Regions from separate parts of the Homo sapiens genome. Here region 1 is linked to region 2. A link is an interaction called in ENCODE POLR2A ChIA-PET data of the cell type or tissue named here. Cell type or tissue: OCI-LY7. All regions are shown on one strand. Each heading gives the region's core, and the rest is flanking DNA. Links, peaks and the distances in the headings are about the cores only.

Region 1 (4,397 bases), core at 133-4,132, 210 kb after region 2:
TGAGTGTATGGAATCAGGAAGTGGGCAGGAATGGCTAACCCAGGCATGCAGCAAAAGAATTCCGATTTGCATCTTGGTCCCATATGCAACACACTGTCAAGATGCACACTTTAGACACAGATGCTGGTGTGCTGCTTGTGTCCACTCCTGGGGAAGAATCTGGATGTTTCCCAAGCCGTTCCCTAAGTGGACAAGACAGTGTACTGGGTCTTCCTATTTCCAGTTGTCTGACATTAGGTAAGTATCTTCAGCACTCAGGACCTTCATTTCTACATCTTAAAAATCATCCACGGTAGCGTCTGTATCATAACAGGCAGCACAGTGTAGTGGTTAAAGCATAGACTCTGGATCCAGAGTGCCTGGGTTCCAATCTTGGTTCTGCCACTTGCTAGTTGTGTGACCTTGGGTGAGTTACTTAACCTCTCTGGTCTCAGTTTTCTCATTTGTAAAATTTGGTTAACAAGAGTTCTACCATCAGGCAGTTGTTGTGGGTCTTAAACAATACCCGATACGTAGTAAGCACATTATACACAATATGTACACAATTTATATTTGTTGAGTAGAAACAGAATTTTTGTGGTGATTATGTTGTGGAACATTTTGTAAATAGCCAAGAACAAATGCATTATTAGTATTATTTTGGAGATCTAAGAGGTTCATAGAATTGCCATATGGTGTTGTGAACAATATGAATAAGTGAGCAAATTGATTAGAGAGCTTAGTTACAAAGCTTCAGTGACTAATGGTCTCTCGTCAACAAGATGATGATGCTGTGGTGATACAGTCACGTGAGGAGGGAGAACAGGGCGATTGGTGTAATTAGGTTGGCAAGTGTGACTTGAAGACTGGCAGGCTTAGCCCAGAAGTATGGTTGTTGAAGCATGCATATTGGGAGATTTAGAATAAAGAAAAACATAACAAGTAAAACACTTGCAGATGAAGAAACAGATTCACTGGAGTTTAAGTAACTTGCCTGAGGCAGAAATGTGATTCCATTACACACCTCCTGAGTCTTGATTTCTGTGCTCTTCACTTGGTCCACACCACATGCCAATGAATTTGAGGTTTGTGTATGAGAAACAAATAGGTCAGATGTGCTAGGACCTCTTCAGCATCCCCTGGGTCCAACCTCCCACGTGTCTTGTGTGTCTGGCAGAAGAGAACGAGTTCATTCTGTATGCTGTGAGGAAATCCATCTACCGCTATGACCTGGCCTCGGGAGCCACCGAGCAGTTGCCTCTCACCGGGCTACGGGCAGCAGTGGCCCTGGACTTTGACTATGAGCACAACTGTTTGTATTGGTCCGACCTGGCCTTGGACGTCATCCAGGTGAGTCAGCGCTTGGTCTGACTGTGGGAGCTGTGCATCGTGACTGCCCTGTCCTGATAAGCTGCATGCAGAATGGCCTATGGAAATGGGCAGTTAGAAGTTTGTAAGTGTTACTCATCTCAGGGCTGACAGGTGAAAGTTTCCAGTCTTCTGTGTTAGTATTTTTCTTTCTCTGTCTTCATCTGTTCATATAGGAAGGATAAAGAAAGCCCTAAATCCACAGACCTGCTTGAAAGTGAGGTCTTGCTTTTCCTGCTGGGAAGGTGTTGGGACTAGTAATGTAGGATGATTAGTTGCCCCCCTATTGTGCCAACTGCCTCTTGAGCATCTTTCTTCCCAAGCCATGATACAGTAACACTTGACTTACCCATAGCTCACATAATTATCCACTTCAGCTGTTCTGAACACAGGTAAGAACCAGGAAGTAAGCATTAAAGAGCCCTGGACAGGCCAGGTGGATAGCCATACGCTCACACCCATGCATTTAAAGGAGAGCTCTTTGATCTTTATTCATTGTCTACTTAATCCTTTTAGAAAAGCAATTCCAACAAATTTTTATCTAGATTCCAACCCAACAGAAATTTCACAGTGCCTGGGTATTTGAGGGGCTTGGGGTGGGGGATGGCGGTGATGCTGAATGGAGCTGTCCAACAATAGCACTTGATGGCTAAGAGCCTCACAGGGAAGAAAGAGTATAAAAGCAGACACAAGAACTGAAATGTAACAGCAGTCTGGTTTCACTTATTTTAAAAGCAAACAGACTCATACAATCTCAGTAATCTCTGACTTTATTATTGCCATACAGCATAATTTAGTAACCAGTGTTCATAATGATAATGCAGAGTAATATATATGATTAAATTCTCTTTATTCTGCTTTAAAAAACAAAAATGTAGTATATTTTAGAAATGCTTTCATGAAAACCTGGCTTCATGTGTCTGGAAAGTTTACTAACGTAAAACATCTCATCCCTTGCCAGTCCTGCCAGTTGAATAAAGGGTTACCCTTCATGGGACTGACTTGGCAGGGGGTCGTTTGAACAGTTCCTAGCATTTATTATTACTTTTCTCTCTTAAGCGCCTCTGTTTGAATGGAAGCACAGGGCAAGAGGTGATCATCAATTCTGGCCTGGAGACAGTAGAAGCTTTGGCTTTTGAACCCCTCAGCCAGCTGCTTTACTGGGTAGATGCAGGCTTCAAAAAGATTGAGGTATGTGTATTTTCGTGCTGTTCTTAATTAAGGGAGCAGGCGGGGCACCTGGGCTTTGAGCCACATTTGACACAGAGGCAAGGGCCAGTGTGTCAGATTACTCAGGAAATTTACTGCGAGTTTCCAGAGAATGGACCAGCTGAGCCTCTGGAGAGGAGAGAAAAGGGGGTAAGTACCTGTGAGTTGATCTTTTGGCTAGCAGAAGCTTAGCTAATAACAATAAATGGTAATATTTTTATTTTATTTATATATGTACTTACTTATTTTATTTATATATTATTTTTGTTTTATTTTACTACTTTTATTAAACATGATGGCAAAAACTACAATCACTTTTGCATCAGCCTAATATCATGGTATTATTATAATGCTATAACAATAATCGTCTAGTATTATTTTATTCGATTAGAGTGATAGCAACAATATCATCATCATCATCATCATTGCCACTGTTATTAATCCCCATTTCTCTGCAACTTAGCTACCTAGTAACCTGTCCCACCTTATATACCCAAGGCAAGGATGATGAGTGACCTCTAAACTGCCAAATCTTTGTCTGGGGGAATGTAGTGTGCTCAGCTCACTGCCTCAGCACCTCTTTATACTGACTCTGCATGGAGAGACGGCATGTGGGTGAAGTGGGAAGTGCAGTAGAAGCAGGGAGATGCAGAGGGCTAAGAGGAGTTGCAAGACGAAAGACACAGACTCGAGAGATAGACCCAGATGTAGGCTTGACTCCACTAGCTCAGCGACATGGGGCAAGGTGCTTATGCTTTCTAAACTTCAGTTGCTTCATGCGTTAGATGGAGATTCATATATTCGCACAACCATTTGACAGGGGTTCTCTGCATGATACATGTGGTTTAGGTTCTGATGATAAAGCAGTGGGCAGGACACACACGTTCTTGTTCCAGTAGAGCTTAGATTTTAGTGGAGGAAGCAAAATAATAAATCAGTTCTGTTGGTGGTACATGCTGCAAAGACTCTGAAGCAGTGCAGTGTGATTGCGCTTTTGGAGAGTGGGGCAACATTAGAATAGGCAGACAGAGCAGGCAACTTGAGGTTGATGTCTTAGCTGAGCCCTGGCTGAGAAGAGGATGATCTTTTGTCCACCTCCTGGGGATGCTGATAGAAGTGAACTGGCATCTACTGAATGCTGCCTCGGTGGTTATGTTATTGCTCTTTCTCTCCTTTCTTTAATTGCGTGTGGTCAGCACTTGGCTAGGGGCTAAAAGAATGCAGGTGATGCACAAGCACCCACCTTTTCACAGGCTGTGGGGCGACCACTGCACAACTCAAATACTGTTGGTGCAAAATGGTGTCAGATGAGCCAAGGTGCAGAGCTACTGATGCTTATTGGTCCAGGTGGGTCAGAAGAGTTAGGAAAGTAGGCAGGCCTGGCAGTGAGGTTTGAAGGAGAGTTATGCCTTGATTAGATTAAGCAGTGGGGCAGGTAGGCCCAGGATGGGATGTGGCAAGAGCAGACAGCAGTGAGTCCGCATCAGGCTTGGAGAAGCAAGAGATGACCAGCCTGGCTGACGGGAAGGAGCAAGAATATGAGTCCCACCTGTGGACTCTTCATTGCAAGGCTGTGACATTGAGAATTTGTTTTATGGGAGTGTGGAGTCATCGATTGCCTTGGAACGTGGAGTGACACGGGATGGTGAAATAAGTAAATGCTCATTTGCTTATTTACTTATTTGAGTAATTTACTTATTGATACTGCTTTGTCCAGATCATCATGCCCTGGAAACTGGGGCTTACATGGTTCTAGCTCCTCTTTCAGACCACTTGAAAATTGTCCCATGAGTCAGAGGAAGGAACAGCGCATTGTGACTAGAAGTTGGGGCAGGTTTCGC
Region 2 (4,397 bases), core at 319-4,318:
GAAGTCCTGATACATACTGTCTCATGTTGCACAAGTCACACTGAAGCCAGCCTCTGCCAGCAGAGAAGTGAAGGCCTTTCAGAAACTATCAGAAATCCAGCCAAGAAATCCATCGCGTCCCTTTGAGAGGGGAAGAAAGAGAGGCAGTCAGTTGACAAGGAAGGAAAGCTCCTGGCAAGAAGCATAACCCAACTCCCAGTCCCAGGGTAGAAGGGAAAGAGAAAGAATTAAGAAAGAAATAGTCAGCAACTTATGTTCCTTTCTATTTTCACAAACAAGATCTGCTGACTGACCTTTCAGATCAGCTGGGAAATGATACCGCACACGGAGCATGCAAATAGGACCCACTGTATTTCCCTGACACTCTGCGCCCTGCCTGCTCCAAGACCCCAGAGAGACCCTGGGGACGCCTCAGTTACAGTAGAAAATCCCAAATGAGCACAGCCTGGCTGGGGAGCCAAGATGGGGCCAAGAATCAAGATTCAGTATCAGGACGGCTCTGGGGCCGTGGCTAAAATGTGTTCTGGGGCATGAATCCTGGTTGCTAAGGTGACAGGCCCAACACCTCATGCTAAGGACAGGACGATGCCCGCTGTGCCTCAGTTGGAAAAGGGGCTTGCCAGTGCCAGATCCCAGGAATGCAGGCCACTCAGCTCCTCCCTCTCTTGAAAGCATATAAAGGGCAAATGGCCCTCCCAGCCACCAGATAAATGTCTGTTTGTCCTTGGGGTGTATTTCTTTTTTAGCAACCTGAACCATCTTCGTCATCTTCAAACTCCAATGCTATTCAACACCCTCCACAATCTAGCCGAAAATTAGTCTTACAGTCCGCCCTGTGAAATAGCCGATCTGAACTGTTCACCGCTCTCAGACCTCCCACCAAACTTGCCATGTCTTTGTTCGAACCATTCTCCGTGCCACGCTTGCCCACCTCCTCACCTCCTTTTAGCTAATACAACCCTACCAGTCCTCCAAAGACCCGCTCGAATGCCACCTCTCTGACGATGCTGTCCCTCATTGTTCCAGCCACAGGTTGTCTATGAAATTTGGGCAGCACCCCTCCTGTGGCTCCTCCCACATACTAGTATACACAGTGGATATTTGTGCGGTTCTCTCCCTTTACCATATTAAAAGCTCCATGTGTTTAGGAAACTGTCTCTTATACTGTCTGTCTCCTGTTCCCTTCATCAGCTAATCCAATACAATGTCGCTATTCCCTTTTCATTGTTCTATCTCATTCCAGCTCCCACCCTTTAAATATGGTGTTTCTCGATCCTGCTCTGAACAATGATCTGACTTTTTTCTGGCCTGGTAGCCTCTGCAGATTCTGGTATGTTTAGAACTACACTTTGGAAGCTTAGTCTGAGGGCATCGCCTGGGAAGGAACGGTGTTGGGGAGAAAATTGGTCCACAGTGTTGCACTGTGCATTCAGAGAGATGTTCATATAAATGGTGCCCCATGAATCATGCAACACGGCTGTGCAAAACAGAGAAGAAGCTGAAAGATGAGTGAAGGGGCTTTTTCAACAACCGAGGCAAAAATCAAATGTAACCCCGGGAAATGGGAAGAAGAGAACAAGTACAAGTGACACCGTAAAGGAAGAAGCAATAAGACATGAGACTCTAAGGGTCCTTTGCTATTTCCTACTTACCTATTATCCATCCCCCCACACCTCTTCTCATACAGAATTCTGATTGCTCTTCCTTTGAGGGACCACCTTTACCATTCACAGGCCATGTGGCTTGAGTGGTGAATGTGATCACCACTGGCCAATGAGATCACCATATCCCCATGAGGACAGGTTTGGAGTAGGCATGTAACCTAAGTCTGGGCAAATAAAAGTTTTATCTGGGACTTTTTTTGTTTTTTTTGTTTGTTTGTTTTTTCCTTTTTAGGCTAGTGTAGCCAAGCTAGAGAACCTTTCAAGAATGAAAAAAAAAAGAAAAAAAAAAGACAAAGACAGCCTTTCCAATCATGTGAGCCAGCCTATTTTCTTTTGGCTCAAATCAGTTGGACTGGATTTCTGTAACACGCAATTGAGAGTCATGGCTAACCTAAGAACTGCCAGATTTTGGACATATGGGAACTGAAGAGTCAAAAACGCCCTGATATTGGGGGATCTGGGAGGAAGGTGATTACCACCATCAATTGTCCAAAGTACAAAAGACAAAGGGATAGTATAAATACCAATATTTAGAAAGCAATATACTACATGAGCTGAAACTCATATAAAAATTTCAACCAAGATTGGTATGTTCAGAGCAAAAAAGAGAAGGGAGGGAAAATGATATATTTTTAACAACCAGTGGAAAGTGAAATTAATTCAGATGCTATTGTACTTCTGCTTTCTTTAGGAAGTGATATCTTCAAACTGAAAAGAATAGTACAAATGCCATAAAAAGAGAAATGAAGGTGAAGATATGTGACAATCTAGTAAAAGAGAATTTACTCACTGAAAATGTGTTCACGTTCCCAGGCCCGTTTGGACAACGTCCTTGAGCACTGGAGGAACTTGAAGGTGTGAACTCAGCATCACTCCAGTTTTCTGTCATTGAAAATGACAGAAAAGAGGAGAGAGAGAGATGCCAAAAGACAATGCCCCAACTTTGAACAAGGGAAAGGGAGGTAGCTTCTGAAAACCTCACACTGAAAATCTAGACATCAATCTGCAGCAAAATTCCAGAGTTGATTATTAAACAAGCGGATGTGAATACTTTAAAAATGAATGCAGTGGTCACCAGAAACTAGTGTGATTATATGTATAAACCAACATCATTGCCCTAGTCTTTTTTTTTTTTTTTTTGAGACGGAACCTCACACTCTCACCCAGGCTGGAGTGCAATGGCGCAATCTTGGTTCACTGCAACCTCCGCTTCCCACGTTCAAGCAATTCTCCTGCCTCAGCCACCCAAGTAGCTGGGATTACAGGTGCCTGTCACCATGCCCGGCTAATTTTTTTTTGTATTTTTAATAGAGACAGGGTTTCACTATATTGGCCAGGCTGGTCTCCAACTCCTGACCTCAAGATCCATCCGCCTCGGCCTCCCAAAGTGCTGGGATTACAGGCGTGAGCCACGGGGCCCAGCCGACCCTAGTCTTTACAATGCCCGAAAAACCCTTCATAATTTGGTGCCTGTTTACTTCTCCTTCTTGGTCCCCTATCACTCTACCCACCTAGTCCACCCCTCACCCCTATCCCCACCCACTGCACACACATACAAGCTCTCCCTCTGCTAAAGCCACCTTCATTCCATTTCTATAATGCACCAAATTCATTCTTTCCAAGGGACTTTGCTATGATGATTCCTGAGGCCTGGAGCCCTCATTACATCCCATTTCAGCATAGCAAGCTACTTCTCACCTATTAGATCATCTCAATACTACCTTCTCAAAAAAAGACCATTACTATTCAGCCATTAAAAAGAAGGAAATTTAGGCCACTGGGGTGGCCCACGCCTGCAGTCCCAGCACTTTGGGAGGCCGAGGTGGGCAGATCACTTGAGGTCAGGAGTTCAAGACCAGCCTGGCCAACATGGTGAAACCTGGTCTGGTCTCTACCGAAAATACAAAAATAAGCCAGGCATGTGACACGTGCCTGTAATCCCATCTACTCAGGAGGCCGAGGCAGGAGAATCACTTGAGCCTGGGAGGTGGAGGTTGCAGTGAGCTGAGACCACGCCACTGCACTCCAGCCTGGGTGACAGAGCAAGACTCTGTCTCAAAAAAAAAAAAAAAAAAAAGAAGAAGAAGGAATTTCTGCAATATGTGACAATATGGATGAACTTTGAGGACATTATGCTAAGTGAAATAAGCCAACCACAAAAGGACAAATACTGCATAATTCCACTTATACAAGGTATCCGAAATAGTCAAATTCTCTAGAATCAAAGAATGGAACGGCGGTTGCCAGGGGCTGGGAGGAGGAGGAAATGAAGGGTTACTCATCGACAGGTGCAAAGTTTCAATTATGTCAGATGAATAAGTTCCAGGAACCTGCAGCAGAACATTGTACCTATGATCAACAAGAATGTATTATATGCTTAAAAATTTGTTGAGGGTAAATCTTGTGTTACAATAAAATAAAAGGCTTTATTAAAATAACTCCCATTCACTCTTGATTCCACAATATTATTTTATTTTCTTCATAGATCATATTCCTATACAAAATAATCTTATTTGCTTGTTTAGCACTTCCTAGAACTGTCCTGTCCAATTTGGCAGCCACTAGCTACATGTGGCTATTGAACACTTAAACTGTGGCTAGTCCTAATTGAGATGTGCTGCAGATGAAATACGCACTGGTTTTCGAATAACAGGTTAAATGCAAAATGCCTCATTAATAAATATTTTGCATATATTCAGTTAAATGTAATCTATTATTAAAATTAATTTTATT

Evidence for each region. ChIA-PET counts read pairs that join two places held together with the same protein. Peaks named below come from ENCODE experiments on the same cell type or tissue, not always from the same donor. Only the 100,000 strongest peaks of a DNase experiment are listed, where the experiment ranks them.
Region 1: POLR2A ChIA-PET joins it to region 2 with 7 read pairs; 2 of 35 experiments call an interaction of 5 or more read pairs at or near these places.

The regions. Positions count from the first base shown.
Region 1 is chr11:121,552,781-121,557,177 of GRCh38, forward strand. It overlaps SORL1 (sortilin related receptor 1), which reads left to right. Exons shown (of 48, transcript NM_003105.6): 17 at 1,157-1,329; 18 at 2,407-2,538. Among named protein-coding and RNA genes, the nearest start is that of SORL1-AS1, 100 kb to the left of the region's middle. RefSeq lists an enhancer at 988-1,585. In OCI-LY7, for the core only: no CTCF peak of the experiment used is centred there; no DNase peak of the experiment used is centred there.
Region 2 is chr11:121,337,873-121,342,269 of GRCh38, forward strand. No RefSeq gene overlaps it. Among named protein-coding and RNA genes, the nearest start is that of SC5D, 47 kb to the left of the region's middle. RefSeq lists an enhancer at 437-586. In OCI-LY7, for the core only: no CTCF peak of the experiment used is centred there; DNase peaks (open chromatin) are centred at 2,409 and 3,939; H3K4me3 peaks cover 1,262 bases; H3K27ac peaks cover 1,661 bases.